Regions from separate parts of the Homo sapiens genome. Here region 1 is linked to region 2. A link is a loop called in an ENCODE intact Hi-C map of the cell type or tissue named here. Cell type or tissue: PC-3. All regions are shown on one strand. Each heading gives the region's core, and the rest is flanking DNA. Links, peaks and the distances in the headings are about the cores only.

What was found. Peaks named below come from ENCODE experiments on the same cell type or tissue, not always from the same donor. Only the 100,000 strongest peaks of a DNase experiment are listed, where the experiment ranks them.
Region 1: it touches region 2 in a loop (3-fold over the local background); 1 of 110 quality-filtered maps calls a loop at or near these places.

The regions. Positions count from the first base shown.
Region 1 is chr5:24,348,542-24,356,889 of GRCh38, forward strand. No RefSeq gene overlaps it. Among named protein-coding and RNA genes, the nearest start is that of CDH10, 290 kb to the right of the region's middle. In PC-3, for the core only: no CTCF peak of the experiment used is centred there; no DNase peak of the experiment used is centred there.
Region 2 is chr5:24,244,384-24,252,731 of GRCh38, forward strand. No RefSeq gene overlaps it. Among named protein-coding and RNA genes, the nearest start is that of LINC02899, 300 kb to the left of the region's middle. In PC-3, for the core only: no CTCF peak of the experiment used is centred there; no DNase peak of the experiment used is centred there; H3K27ac peaks cover 624 bases.

The DNA.
Region 1 (8,348 bases), core at 105-8,104, 100 kb after region 2:
TTACTATAGATTTATCCTGGACATGTAGCAGGACAAATTTATCTAGTGTTATTACTGAAACATTTTTGAGCAAGTCTTTGCTCTTGCTCTTCCTCTTTATATAACTTTTAGAATCAGATTGGCATTACATTGAATCATTATTCAATTCATGAAGATGTTCCATTTTGTTCTAGGTACTCTTTTCTGTTGATATTATAAATGATATTCTAAATTATGTTTTCTAATTATTTTATGCACTATATACATATGTGATTTCTTTTCTTTTCTTTTCTTTTTTTTTTTTTTTTCTTGAGACGGAGTCTCGCTCTTTCGCCCAGGCTGGACTGCAGTGGTGCTATCTCGGCTAACTTCAACCTCTGCCTCCTGGGTTCACACCATTCTCCTGCCTCAGCCTCCCGAGTAGCTGGGACTACAGGCGCCCGCCACCTCGCCCGGCTAATTTTTTGTATTTTTAGTAGAGACAGGGTTTCACCGTGTTAGCCAGGATGGTCTCGATCCACTGGCCTCGTGATCCATCCGCCTCGGCCTCCCAAAGTGCTGGGATTACAGGCGTGAGCCACTGCGCCCGGCCACATATGTGATTTATTTTCAATATTTACTTATACTAGCAACCTTGATACACATACATTAAATTTTTCTATTTTAGTAATACAGCTGATTTCTAAAATTACCAATGACAGAGTTGTTATTTCTTAAATTTAAATAAAGATAATTGAATATTCAGATACGAAATTTGAATTCAAAAAGGTTAAATAATGCAGTCATCATCACATGCCTATTAGTGTTTTAGCTGGGGCCAGATCTGAATCTTCAGATACCCAGGTAAGTGCCCCTTCAACTGCAAGAGGCCTAGGTGGAAAGTATCAGCTCATCACAAATTCCCAATATTCTTGTATTTTTCAGATGGTACAGTGCTCTTTATATTCCCTAGTGTTCACATTTCAACTAAAAGAGAAATAAGCCAACTTAAAACAGAAACTTGACATTAGCAAAGAGGGAAGCTAGACTGAGAAATGGTTGATCTAGAGGGAAAAAAGAGAATATGTTCATAATCGGTCAGTATTAGGTAATGTGATAGAGATTATTATTTTTAATGCTTTACTTTTGAAATCAATTAGATTAACAGAAGAGTTACAAAGACTGTGGAGGATTTCTGTACATCCCTCACCCTGCTTCTCCTAATTTTAACATGTTAACTATTGCACACCTGTGCAAGTTAATTAATTTTGGCACTATAGGATTAACTCAACTACAGACATTATTCATATTTCACCAGTTTTACAGCTTTTTCTGTTCCAGCATTACATAGTCCGGTATACCAGGTTGCATTTACTTGTCATGCCTCCTTAGTTGTCTCAGATCTGTAATATTTCTCAGCCTTTTCTTATTTTTCAGGATCTTGAAGGAAACTAATTATTCCCCTCCTCTCCTCCCCCAGATGCTGAAGACTGTTAGGTTGAAGACACTGAACACGCAGGGAAGCAATCTGCCGCAGCTTCTATTTGCCTATTAACCAGCTCAGTGGAGAGTCAGGGTGACAGCCTTTTACACCCTTCCCTGTTGGTACCCTGGTTCTTACCCGGTGTCCAGGAAGAATCAGGTCACATGGACCTGAAGGATGGTGAATGCAGAGGCTTTACTGAGTGATGGAGGTGGCTCTCAGCAGGATGGGGAACTGGAAAAGGGATGGTTAACCCTTTAACCAACATTAACCCTTTCTGACTGGAGCAGCACTTCCACATTAGCCCAGATAAGGCATCAGCAGGCACCAGAGGAATCTGGGAAAAAAATCCCTATCTTCCCACATTTTCCCATCTTATAAAAGATGGGAAGTGCTCTCTCCTTTGTCTTCTCACTATATATGATCTATGGTTCTTTGTTTAAACACTATTTAAGCAAGGCCCCTAGAGCACTTCCTTCAGAGAGAAATAGTTTTAAACTAAGTCTTCCCCACACGATGGGTACCGCACACACTAATAAACATCTGCTTGTTTTTCTTTTGTTAATTTGACTTTTGTGTTCTGGAGATTGTCTCAACTAAAAACCTAAAAGGGAAAGTAATGAAATTGTCTTTTCTACACTACAATCTTGAAACTTTTGAAGTTATGGTCAGGTAATTTTTACAATGTCTTTCTGTTTGGGTTTACCTGATGTTTTCTCACGACTAAATTGATGTTAGTGAGATGGGATAGTTCCCTGGACCACTTTGACGGACTTACAACAGGGATGTGGCTTGCTTACTTGGCTGCCACCATTCAAACCCCTTGTGGGAGGGAAAGCACACAGATGAGCGGGTGCCGGGGCTGGGGCAAGCGCTTTTGGGCTCCAGCCCCATGGTAACATCTGGGGGTGTGTTAAAATTAATGCTCTTTTAGTAGTTGCCATCAGCGGATGGCTAAGTGTTAGCCAGCTCAGTGGAGAGTCAGGGTGACAGCCTTTTACACCCTTTCCTGTTGGTACCTTGGTCCTTGTACAGTGTCCAAGAAGAATCAGGTCACATGGACTTGAAGGATGGTGAATGCGGAGGTTTTATTGAGTGATAAAGGTGGCTTCTCAGCAGGATTTGGAGCTGGAAACGGATGGTGTGGGAAGAAGGTGATGTTTCTCTGAAGCCCCGCTGCCTCTGGCTGGGCTCCTCTCCAAAGTCATGCTGTCTGACGTTAAGCCACGTCTATCCCTAGTCTCTGATGCTCACTTGCTTTTTCTCTTCTAGATGTTCAGCTGCTTGTCTCTCTGCCAGCTGAGGTCTGGGGTTTATATAGGCACAAGACGTCGGGGGTGGGGGGCGTGTTGTGAGCCAAAAAGCAACTTTTGGGTGGGAAAACAGGGATGTGAAGTTCTTATTTAGGGCCACCGGCCCAGCCTTGAAGATGGAGCCCTTGCCAGGCACCCGCCCTTTTCTACCCAGTATTCCCTGCCTCTTGTCTGTATCATTAGGAATGTTGAGACAATGTCAGAAAAGTGAAGTGCCCTACTCATAGCAGCCTATCAGGCGGAAGATTAAATTCACATACTTATCACTGGTGATATTAAGCTTGAGCACTTGGTTGTAGTAGTGTCTGCTAGATTTTTCTAATGCAAAATTATCTTTTTACCTTTTGCCCGTTCTGTTTTTAGAAGGGAGTTAGTCCAACTCACACCCAAGGGGAGGGCAATTAAGCCCACCTCCTGGAGGGAAGACCAGCAAAGAATTTGTGAACACATGTTAAAATCAGCAAAGTAATTAAGATATATTTTGGGAAGTTATTTTGACAGACTTTTTCCTTTGCAGTATACACCACAAAATATATTTGTCTACTGAACCACTTGTAACCCCCCCTTTTTAAGAGACAATTAGTGATTGTAAGAATTGAGAATGCTTTTGTTACTTCAAGTTTACAATGTTAGTACATAGACAAAAATAACAACGGTAACTAAAACAACCACAAATTTGAGGGCTCAGATTAGGACAAAAATTAAGAATGTGTGAAAAAATATTAAGTTCTATGTTTATGTAAGTACTTTCTAAATATGTTTTAAAAGAAAATACCAATATGAAAATGACAAATCTCCATGACTGTAAGGGCTGTAGATTTACTTATAGCATCTAACATAGGAGCTGATCCATGACAAATTTCAAAGCTGTTGAACGAAGAGAATGCGAAGAAAAAAATCTTCCACACAGAAATAATAAACTCAGCACATTAAGAATTTATTACCTTGAAGATTAAGTGAAGAAAACAGATAATCCAGCAAAATAAAACTCACGAAGGAACTCTAAGGCAAGATTATTGATATTAAAAAAATAGTTTATTTTTTCCACATAGAAGAAACTATGTGCTGCTTCTTGTCTGAATCAGGTTTTGCCAATAAAGGATAATAGCCATGAATAATTGATGCATATGTCAGTGTGTGGAGGAGAGTGGTAGGAGAACTGATTAAGAATCATTGAATGTGATTGGGAGCACGTATGCTGTGTCACCAAATGTGGTAAGAAAATAGTAGTCAATAAAAGAGGTGCAGCCCAGTACGGGATTTCACAGTTTCAATTTCCATATAGTTCAATATATTGTGTGTATAGTTTATATTACATGTAATATATATTTTAAATAAAAATAATATAAATGTGATTGCCTTTGAGAGCATAATCCTGAGTTTTTATAAGTCAGTAATGCTTTAACTATAATTAGCTTAGACGAATTATCCTTACGGATTTCTGTCTGTTCTTCTTGCTGTGGTCATCTACCATATAGTTATGGTAAAAAAAAAAAAAAATGATCCTTTGTTAGAGTTTGAAGTAGTTAAATTTTAAAACTGCAAATTATGTGACTTTAAGCCAACTACATACTCTCTAAACTCAAACAGTTAAAAAAAAATTTCTACTCTATTATCTAAAATGTAAAACAGTGGAATCTATCGTGTGATTGATTCTCAAAGCAGAGAGGAATGGGTCAGCGACTGAACTCCTAAACCTTGTCCACTGCTGAGAATCTGTGTCACAGTGGTGCGTGTACAAAGGCCTAAAGAGACACTGGTTGTACAAGTGGACAATGACCAATCTACACATGCCAACAGAGCCCTGACCCACAACCACTGTAGCAACCAGTCCAGAACCAAACCACAAACTCAGAAGCAGTGGCTCAGAAAGGTCAGGACTTGATCAAAAACTTTCTCCTCTTTCTCTCTGACTTGCAATTAGGACCAACCAGAGAAAGTCAAGCCCCAAGCCCTGCAACTCCCCACCACAGGCAGGAGCCCCACCGCCACTTGAGTAGTCACAAAATGATGTTCTCCTTTGAGTCTGCCCTCCTTCAACCTCCCCATGACACCCTTCTTTCAGAGCATGACTGAAGCCTTCCCTTTCTTTCACCCTAAAGCCTTCACACTCACCTGCCTGCCTCTGAATCTCTGAAAACAGCTTCTTCCAGCTCTCATTTGGGTGGACTTTATTTCAATAGGGAGTGATAAAAAAAGACAAAATCTAGAGATTAAAGGAAACATAATAAAATGTGGCAGTGATCACATTAAATTTAGATTTTAATTAGGAAGTTGTGTTCTATAGTGAGTTCATAAGAAGAAAACATAACAAAAATGTAAATGTGATAAATTATAACACACTGCTTTATCCCACACTCCCAATGTGGAGAGTGAGGATGTTAGTAGTAGTAATAGTAAAGTGTCCAATATCAAATGCCTGCATGCTTGAGATCATTTTACTTGGGAAACTTTGTAATATTACCTGGGTCCTCATCTCCATAAAATAGCAATGACCATTTGAGAAACACAGTAAAAGTTAATGTTCCATATTGTTCTCCCTATGCTAAAGTCCTCCCCTGGAGGCTAAAATAAATTTGCTAAACCACATGTTGTTTACCTAATTTTTGTGCCAAAGCATTTAATGAGACTCCTGTGGGTAATGATGCTTTGCCAAAATGTTGGTTCTTCAGTTCAATATCACCTTTCTTCTTGGCAATACATTTATTGTTAATATATGCTTTTAAAAATTCAGGATATAATTCGGCATACATACCAGAAAACACTCATATGGTCTTGTGGAATTTCATTGCTTTGCATGGATTTTAAGTAAAAATCTATTTAAGGAACACTATACTGAGTGGGGAGGAAAACCCAATAAACCATAGTAAACCTTGACCCATGTATTCATGTGAATGAAATAAATAATATGATACCTTTGTCTACATTCCATTTACTTAAATGTAAAAAGTAAAGGTCGTAAAATAATTTAATTGCCTATATAATTAGAATCTAGATAATGTGTAGATTTGAATGATCAAATATCACTTTTAATAAGAAAAGAGTTTAATAAAGTTTAAATCTCCTTTTTAATAATATGTTTCTCAATATCACAGTAGCAATCCAGACACCCTGAAAGTTTTGAAAACCAAAAGATTTTTTGTCGTTGTTGCTGTTGTTGCCATTGAAAGTTTTGTACAACTAACTTGGCAGTTAAAAGCAGCCCTGCATCTGCATGAGTCTTCTTATGGCAATTATTTAGCTCACATAGTATGACTATTCGTAATCATCTGCAATATGAGAACATTTTATTATAGAACGCTGCTCTGGTTTTAATGAACTTGAGATGTATATGCCACTTATTAATATGTTAAAATCCAAAAACAATCTGCATTACGAAACATTCGTGGCCCCCATGGTTTAGAGAAAGAGTTGTCCAGAAATTATTTGAATGTATTAGTGATATAACTGAATGAATAAATTAATTTTTTTAAGAAAATAATGTTGACAGCCAGGTGTAGTGGTGTCTGCCTGTGGTCCCAGCTACCCTGGAGGCTGAGGTGGGAGGATTGCTTGAACCCAGGAGGCAGAGGTTGCAGTGAGCCGTGATTCTGCCACTGCACTCCAGCCTGGGTGACAGATGAGACCCTGTCTCAAACAATACATTAAAAAAATAAAATAAGAAGAGAAGAGAAAAAAATGATGTCCAGGGACTTCCTCGGACCTCCAGGAAAGTAATTTTGTAAGGTTACCATTTCACGAAGAGGCATCAATAGGAAAGGAGAGGTACCTAAGTGTGACATTGTTGACTGTGTCAGACTGTCTGGTAAACTCTTAATAACTCTCAAATCCTCTTCATGTAGAAGGCAGATATAGTGAAAATGACTTTAGAAAATATATCTGTCTATATTCACAGAGATATTAGAAGAAAAATAATGAAGATTATCATGAGATTAGAAACAGGCTCATGCCGTTTTATCATTTAAAAGAGACAAAAAACAACATTTCAAAAGAAACTCCTCAAATGTTGTTTGCTTTTTTTACATTGTTTGTTGCTTTTTTTTTAATGCAGATATAATTGCATAAGCCCTTGTTTTTAATCTCATGGCAATCTTCTCTTTCTTTTAATATCCTTGTGAACTATATAGAGATACCCTTTCCAAAATCATTTCTACTACAGTTAGCTTCCTGGTATGAAGTTTCAGTTATGCAATATTAGTATTATACATACTAGAGATCTATACTACTAGACTATACTAGACTACACATACTAGACTATAAGCACTAGTGTATAACACTGTGCTTATAGCTAATACTGTACTATACACTTAAAATTTGTTAAGAGGGTAAATCCTGTGTTATCAATGATCTCAATTAAAAAATAACATACAAAACAACAAAATGACAACATTTGTACACTAAGGTTACTCTTTAACATACAAAGAGAGTCACTTAATGATAAGGTTTGGCTATTTCCCCACCCGAATCTCATTTTGAATTCCCAGGTATTGTGGGAGAGACCCAGTGGGAGGTCATTTAATCATGGAGGCAGGTCTTTCCCATGCTTTTTTTGTGACAGTGAATAAGTCTCATGAGATCTAATGGTTTTAAAAAGGGGAGTTTCCATACACAAACTCTCTTCTCTTGTCTGCCACCCTGTGAGACGTGCCTTTCACCTTCCACCATGATTTTGAAGCTTCCCCAACCATGTGGAACTGTAATTCCATTAAATCTCCTTCTATTGTAAATTGCCCAGTCTCAGGTATGTCTTTATCAGCAGTGTGAAAATGGAATAATACACTTAACAAGGCAATAAATTGTTTTTCAATATGAGGTGTAGTTGGCAACTTAAAATTGTATATAATTAAGGTGTAAAACTTGATGATTTGAAATACATGTACATTATGAAATATTCACTACAGTCAAACTAATTAACATATCCAACACCACATATACTTACTTTTTTTGTTCTTTTGTGTGTACGCATGCATAAGTGAATGTGAGTGTGACTGTGTGTGTGTGTAAAGTAAAGATCTACCCTCTTGGCAAGTTTTAAGTGTACAATACCATGTTGTTAACTATAGTCACATTGCTGTACATTAGATCTTCAGAATTTATCTTACATAACTGAAACTTTGTACCCATTGATAAACATCTCCCCATATTTTCATCCACTCATCCCCTGGTAGCCACTATTTGTATTCTGTTTCTGTGAGTTCAACTACATTAGAATCTATATATAAGTGAAACCACACAGTATTTGTCTTTTATGTCTAGTTTATCTTACTTAACATAATGTCACCCAAGATAATCCATGTTGTTGCAAATGGCAAAACTTCTCTTTTATTAAAGCTGAATGATACTCCATTGTGTGTGCATATCCTTTTTTTAATTCATTAATTTGTTGGTGAACATTTATATTGTTTCCATATCTTGGTTATTGTGAATAATGCTGCAGTAAATATAAGAGTACAGATATCTCTTGGAGCTCTTTAGTTTATTACTCTTCAATATACAATGAGAAGTGGGATTGCTGGATCTTAACATAGTTCTATTTTTAATTTTTTGTGGAACTTCCATGATGTTTTTCACAATGGTTATACCAATTTACATTC
Region 2 (8,348 bases), core at 58-8,057:
TTATAGTACCATAAAATAAAGTGTTATAAGCAGTCTTTGGCTACATTTAAAATGTTAAGAAGTGTTTTTGATTTTTCATCTGCATTTTCAAATAAACCCCACCATGATAGATTAAATTTCTCTTTGAATTGATGAGACATTTTGATATCCACAGGGACTCCACGCATTATTGACTTTTTAATACTAGTTGTGCATTATGCTGTGCACCTAAGGCATTTTGAAATGAGAAATTAAAAGTAGTCAATAAGTAATCTCTATAACATTTAATATAATCTTTAAGTGAAAAATATGGTGCTACCCGTTATTCTTTAAAAATAACTTGATGAACAGTACCTAAACCTCATTCATCTGTTTGTCAAATAGTCACTGACATTCTACATAACATTCTGTTCATGGACAGCCCTGTCTTCCTGCTCCATGGATTAAGACAGGTAAAACGAATGAAGTAAGCACTGCGGTGAATGCCAAATAATGTGTTAAGGTTAAAAAATAGAAATGATAAGAGAGATAAACTGTGCAAGGTAGACTGTTAGTTTTTATAAAGTGATCAAGGAAGATCTTTCAAATATAGTGTTATGTGACCAGGAACCTGGAAGAACTGATCTATTGAACCATCTCGTATTTGGAGTCAGGAAGAGCAAGAAGATTGAGGATATTCAAGAACAATAGCAGGAAATGCAGTTAGAGAGGTGGAGGGAGGAAAACTCAGTCATGCAGTGTCTTCAAAACTATATTAAAGACTTGATTTTGATTTTGGAGAGTTACAAAAAGCTACTGGATGGTTCTGAAAGCTAAATGTTATGATTTATCTTATATTTTGAAAAGATAACTAGCAGCTGAGAGATAGGGGTAGAATAACAAGTTCAGAAGCAGGGAGACCCGATAGGTAATCAGGACAGAGAAGGCTAACAGGGTGTGGTTTTGACAGGAATCATTTGTATGGGACTGATATTAGTATATTACTTCATGTTATTGTACTGACGGTGCATAACACATTGGACATTTTATTTTCTGTAACTTGTGATTTTAAAATATCAGTATACTGATTCCTGGGCCAATGATTATTTAATCACAATAAAAAATACTGCAACATTTATTATCCACCCACGTTGATGTGCTTCATAAACCTTCTTCTCTGTGTGCATATATTAGTAGTTTAATAATTCAGAATACTAGGTATGATATGCAATCAAAAATAATTTGAAATAGTACTTTCCATGAAAACAGAATATCAGCTTTATTATGATAGACTGCTTGGTACAGAGTGAAATCACATTGCCACTGGATTTGATGTTATGAATTTTTTTCATTATAATTTAAATCGGTGCATCCAAATAATTAGAATGGCCATTGGAGTAATTGATAAATGAGTGAAATTCTCCATCATCACCAAATTTCCTCATTATGCTTAAGTACTTTAGGGATCTCTGAGCAGTGTACATTCCTTTGTACTCATAACTTAATTGCCTTCTTTAAAGGTTGACTTCAGTTTCAAAAAGTACTAGTAGTAAATGAAAGAAATATAAGATTAGTCTCATCCTTCTGGTATGTGAGATATTCCTTGAAAATATATGTTTACAAGTTGCTTTGAAATATTTGAGTTAACAGAACATCATTAACAATAACCGCATAGGGGTATAAATGTTACCTCTATGGCCTGAGACAATTAAGCTACCTCTTAAGCTTTAACCTTTCTAATGGGAAGTGACTCATAACTAGAAAAAAATATTGCAACTGCAAGAAAGTACTCTATAAAAGAAATTTAAAATTAATGGGATCTACATGCTAGTTTTACTTTTTCTTACACATTATTGGTAAGGATAAATTTAAGATTCTGATAGGCTAATACTCTTACTGATCATAATAATTATACCAATTATTATGTTTATTAAGAATTTATTACTAGATATGATTATAAGTAATACACACATCTACATGCGCCTGTGCACACATTCATAAAATCCTGTTAAATTCTCATAATAAGAATTGAATTAGGCCCTATATTATATTTATTTTAAGATGAGGAAAATAGTTCAGTCCTGTGATCTGACAGAGACCATAAATTCAATAAGTGGCAGCTCTGGACCTCGGTCCACCTCATCTAACTCAAAAATGCTGTTTCTGAGTATAGTTTAAAATGTATTAGATAAAAATTAGAAAGATATTTATGAACATTTTTTTCTTTTTCTAACAGCAAGCACTTAGTTGATGACCTAACTGAAGATATAAACTATTAACTTTTTTAAAAGTAATAAAACGTTACCCTTTTACAAGCTGTAGTGAAAGATCTTATTCATAATGACTTATCTATGCGGGACATAGAGATAAGGGTAAGAAGGGAAAGTAGTGTTTTCTCAAAACCGTCTCTATTAAGATTTTTCTCTGAATAAGCTGTTATATTTCCTAGAATTACTTGATGCAAGTGAAAGTAATTAGTAAAATGGATTAACATGTGCACAGTGATATATAACTACTGGGTTTATTTTGTTGCCAATAATTTTTGCTTTACAAAGTCACCTGACTTCAAGACATACTAGATCATTTACTTACAAACTTTTATATCCAAAGCTCTATGGAGCAGCATATAAGAAGCCCAATTGCTTAGATATAGAGATAGTACATAAAAAAGAGTGAGTGAAATATAAAACGATGTGTACTGCCTTATGAAGATTTGGATTATGATCATAGATTTTTTTCCATATTTTGTTTTTTTCCATATTTTTTCCATATTTTGGTTATCAAAGAAATTTTTTTTTGTCCAGATACCTAAGCAAGAGGACCATTATCCTACTTTTGGACCACTGGGAAAATTTCAGATTTCAAACTCTCAATAACAACAGTCATTGGAACTTGGCACATTTGACATATCTGATTGATACTTTAACTAGATAAGAAGTTTAATTATAAGAAAGGCAACTATCTACAGTCTCACACTAAACATTTGGATCAGTCAATGTGTCTGAAATATCTCTTTTTATTTGAACATCAAGTTATCAAACATTTTTAAATGTAATTTCAGAAAACGAATCAAATTTTACACTGACTTTATTAATGCAGCTGTGTTTTCTTAATATGATGACTAAAACATTCTTTGGATTTTTGGGGAGGAGGGGAATCTGTTTCAGTTGATTTTGGTTTTCTCAGAGAATTCCTACTAGTTGTAAGTGGAACAATTTGAGCATTAAAATAAAATAATGCATTACAAATAAAAAATCTTTAATTAAAAAACAGATGCAAAAAGTCTTTAAAGATTGCTGGAAGACCATTTTCTGAAATGGGTAAGTATAAGTAAAGAGAAGGAGTTTATTGTGTACATGCCTCTCTTCAACTGACTGTACTTAATGCTATGACAACATTGATGAAGCATAGTTGTTTTATATTTAAAAGAAGAATGGTTAATGATAGATTCAAGAAAATTGATTAGAAAGTCATTATTTTATAATCCTTCATTAAAACACATGGAAATAGGCAGTGGTCATCAGCAGTTATCAAATAATCTGGTGAAATGATGAACTGAACATTTTAAAAATGGATCAATCCACCCCCATGATCCAATCATCTCCCACCAGGTACCTCCCTCAACGCTGGGAACTAAAATTCAACATGAGACTTAGGTGGGTGCACAGAGCCAAACCATATCATTCCACCTCTGGGCCCTCCCAAATCTCATGTCCTTCTCACATTTGAAAACATAATCATGCCTTCCCAACAGTCCCCCAAGTCATTACAGCATTAACCCAAAAATCCAAGTTCAAAGTCTCATCTGAGACAAGGCAAGTCCCTTCCACCTATGAGCCTGTAAAATCAAAAGCAAGTTAGTGACTTTCTAGATACAATGGAGGTACAGGCATTGGGTAAATGCACTTGTTCCAAGTGGGAGAAATTGGCCAAATCAAAGGGGCAACAGGCCCCATGCAAGTTCAAAATCCGATAGGGCCGTCATTAAACCTTAAAGTTGCAAAATGATCTCCTTTGACTCTATGTCTCACATCCAGGTCAAGCTGATGCAAGAAGTGGGCTCCCATGGCCTTGGGCAGCTCTGCCCCTGTGGTTCTACAGGGTATATCCCCTGTGTCTGTGTTCAAGGCCTGGTGTTGAGTGCCTGCAGCTTTTCCAGGTACATGGTGCAGTCTGTCGGTGGAACTACCATTCTGGAGAAAGATGGCCCTCTTCTCACAGCTCCACTAGGCAGTGCCCCAGTGGGAACTCTGTATGGGGGTTTCAATCCCACAGTTCCCTTCTGTGCTGCCCTAGTAAAGTTTCTCCATGAGCATTCTGCCCCTGCAGCAGACTGCCTCAACATCTAGGCATTTGCATACATCCTCTGAAATCTAGGTGGAGGCTTCCAAGTGCCTACTTTTGCCTTCTGTGCAAGAGCAGGCTCAACACCACATACAAGTTACCAAGGCTTAGGGCTTGCACCTGCTGAAACAACAGCCTGAGCTGTGCTTTGGCCCCGGTAGCCACAGTTGGAGCTGGAGTGGCTGTGACACAGGGTGCCATGTCACGAGGTTGCACAGAGCAACAGGACCTTGGGTTAACCCCACAAAACCAGTTTTTTCCTCCTAGGCCTCCAGGACTGTGATGAGAGGGGCTGCCTTGAAGGTCTCTGGCATTCCCTAAAGACATTTTCCCCATTGTCTTGGCTTTTAACATTTGGCTTCTCTTTACTAAGCAAATTTCTGCAGCTAGCTTGAATTTCTACCCAGAAAATGGGCTTTTCTTTTCTCCCACGTGGTCAGGCTACAACTTTCCCAAACTTTTATGCTCTGATTCCCTTTTAAACATAAGTTGCAATTTCAGACCATCTCTTTGTGAACACATATGCTGTTAGGAGCAGTCAGGCTATCTCTTGAATGCTTTGCTGCTTAGAAATTTCTTCTGCCAGATACCCTAAGTCATCTATCTCAGATTCAAAGTTCCACATATGCCTAAGGCAGGGTTGCAATGCTGTCAGTCTCCTTGTGAAAGCATAGCAAGAGTGACCTTTGTTCCGGTTCCCAATAAGTTCCTTGTCTCCATCTGAGCTCACCTCAGCCTGGACTTCACTGCCCATGTCACTGTCAGCATTTTGGTCACAACAATTCAACAGGTCTCCAGGGAGTTCCAAACTTTTCCTCATCTTCCTGTCTTCTTCTGAGCCCTCCACACTGTTCCACCCTCTGACTATTACCTAGATCCAAAGTTAGTTCCACATTTTCAGGTATCTTTAAAGCAATACCCAGCTCTCGATACCAATTTTCTTACACTACTATGAAGAACTACCAGAGACTGGATAATTTATGAAGAAAAGAGGTTTAATTGACTCACAGTTGCACAGTCTGGTACACGAAGCATAGCCAGAAGCCTCAGGAAACTTACAATCATGGCAGAAGGCAAAGGGAAAGCAAACACCTTCTTCACATGTTGGCAGGAGACAGAAAGAGCAAGAGGGAAGTGCCACACACTTTTAAACCATCAGATCTTGCGAGAACTCACTCACTATCATGAGAACAGCATGGGGCAAATCTACCCCCATGATCCAATCACTTTCCACCAGGTCAGTGCCCCAACTTTGGGAATTACGATTCAACATGAGATTGGGGTAGAGGCACAGAGCCAAACCATATCATAGCATTAAACACAAATGGTCATGCAGTACCCATATTTGAATTTTGATCTCTGTAAGTCCATTACATGTAATTAATGGAATTCTGGCAAATTTTAATTTACTACTTGGATATTCTAAATTAATCAATTCAGAATATAATCTAAAGAGGGATACATAGTAACAAAAACTTCATCAGATATTTTAAATGTAAAACTAAATTAAATGTAAGGGTTTTTTTTTTTTGTAATTTGGAAATGACCTACACTTTTAACATTACACATAAGAATTAAATTTGTCGGCTGGACACAGTGGCTCATGCCTGTAATCTGACCACTTTGGGAGGCCAAAACAGGCAGATAACTTGAGGTCAGGAGTTTGAGACCAGCCTGACCAACATGGTGAAATCCCATCTGTACTAAAAATAAAAAAATTAGCCACGTGTGGTGGTGTATGCCTGTAATCCCAGCTACTCTGGAGGCTGAGGCAGGAGAATCGCTTGAACCTGGGAGGTGGAGGCTGAAGTGAGCCGAGATTGTGCCACTGCACTCCAGCCTGGGTGTGAGCGAGACTTTGTCTCAAAAAAAAAAAAAAGAAAAAAAAAGAAAGCATTAAAATGGTTAATGTAACAGCTACAATTGGGTTGTATAACATGGGAGTGGAGAGATATTATACTTCTTTAATTTAGGTTCTTAGCGTAAAATCTATATTTTAATACTATTTGTACAGCTAAATAATTCAATGTCAAAGTAAAAGACTATTTTTGAAGTTGTCTATGAGCTTATTGTTTCCTGTAAAGGTTCCCGTACCATGAGAGGGAGATATCCAGGTTTTGATGCAGTACTTTTGTGCTCCTTTTTGTTTTTCCACCTCCTTATCCTGGCAGGATTCTTATATAACATTTGCTATCATCTATACAGAAAAGCTACGTGATGGTCCACACATCTCCAGGATGAGGTTCCTCACACGGCAAGCTTAGTAGTCATATCAGGGCAATTATCTTAACAATTGCTGAATGACACTAATGAACCAGGCTCATCAGGTGCAGAGCAAGATTTGAAACTTATAATATTGAAAACAAACAGGAAGTAAAATCTTTAGAAGTAGGCAGTCTATGTGCATTTTCTAAACTTTAGTAGTATTCTTCTTTTTCTTTTCTTTTCTTTTTTTTTTTCTTGAGACTGAGTCTCGCTCTGTCGCCCAGGCTGGAGTGCAATGGCATGATCTCAGATCACTGCAAGCTCCACCTCCCGGGTTCAGGCCATTCTCCTGCCTCAGCCTCCTGAGTATCTGGGAGTACAGGCGCCCGCCATCACGCCAGGCTAATTTTTTTTATTTTTAGTAGAGACGGGGTTTCACCGTGTTAGCCAGGATGGTCTCGATCTCCTGACCTCAAGATCCCCCCGCCTCGGCCTCCCAAAGTGCTGGGATTGCAGGCGTGAGCCACCGCGCCCGGCCTGTATTTTTCTCAAGGCATCAATGATGGTATATTACCTCTTTTTTGTAAATACCTGCCTGTGCCTAATGAACAATGAACAGCTAGAATTAGCACTTCTTTTTATTCGTTTTTTTTTTTCTCTGCTTGCAGTGCAGTGTCTGGTCTATAATTATGCTCAATAAACCCTTTGTTAATTAAACTGAAATGTTGATAAACGAATAAACTCACAGGTGTTTCTTCTGTCTAAATAGAAATATTAATTTTTGAATGATTCTTAAAACAATTTGCCCTATTATTTTACTTGCAAGAGCTCAAACATTTATGGAAATGTTCTTTACTTCATAACAAATAATGCAAAAAATTATTTCATAGTTAATTATATAATAAGTAATTTAACATAAGAATTAACTTATTTGAGTTATAGAAAAAAACAGATTACTTGTTTGTCTAAATATTCTCACAATTTCTGTGGAGTTGGAACAAAATTAGAAATACACACAGACTTTATATTTATCTTGAAAATTTATATTTAATTATTATGTAAATGAAATAAAAAAGCTGGAACACATTGGGAGTATATGCAACACACTGTCTTACTCTGTTTTGTGTTACTGTAACCAAATATCAAAGACTGGTTAATTTATAAAGAACAGAAATGTATTGCCTCAGAATTCTGGAGGCAGAGAAGTCCAAGACTAAGGTACCAGCATTTGGTCTGCTAAAGGCATTCTGGCCTTGTCTCCACAGGGCAGAAGGTAAAAGAGCAAGCTAGCCAAATGCTGGATAAAGCCTCTTTTATAAAGACCTTAATCCCATTCATGATCAAGAAGTTCTCACAGCCTTCTCACCTCTTAATGAACCCACTTCTTAATACCTTCACATTGGGAACACCTGAATTTTGGAGAGTCCATGTTCAAACCATAGCCAATACCGTGTAGACACAATAGTTTACTCCACAAAGTATATAATGAGCAATATAATTATTTGAAAAGATGTTTTTGTAGATGTTAAAAATCATCATGACTTTTTGGCATTAAAACAAATTACTTATTTTTAGGTCAGGCTATCTGGTGTTATTAGGACAGTCATTTATTTTAAAGACATATATTTAACCTCTTGATGGTATTTACATAATAATGTCTGTTTTATGCCCAAAGTGCTGCAAATTTTGAAAAACTCATGATTTAAGCACCCTGCTGCCCTAAAATAGTTATGTTTTCAATCAAAAGTGTTTTAGAGTCTGTTCAGTTTACTTTAGTTTTAGTTCGCATAACTATTCCATTAGTTCACATAATAACTACTCCATTAACCCATATTTGCAAT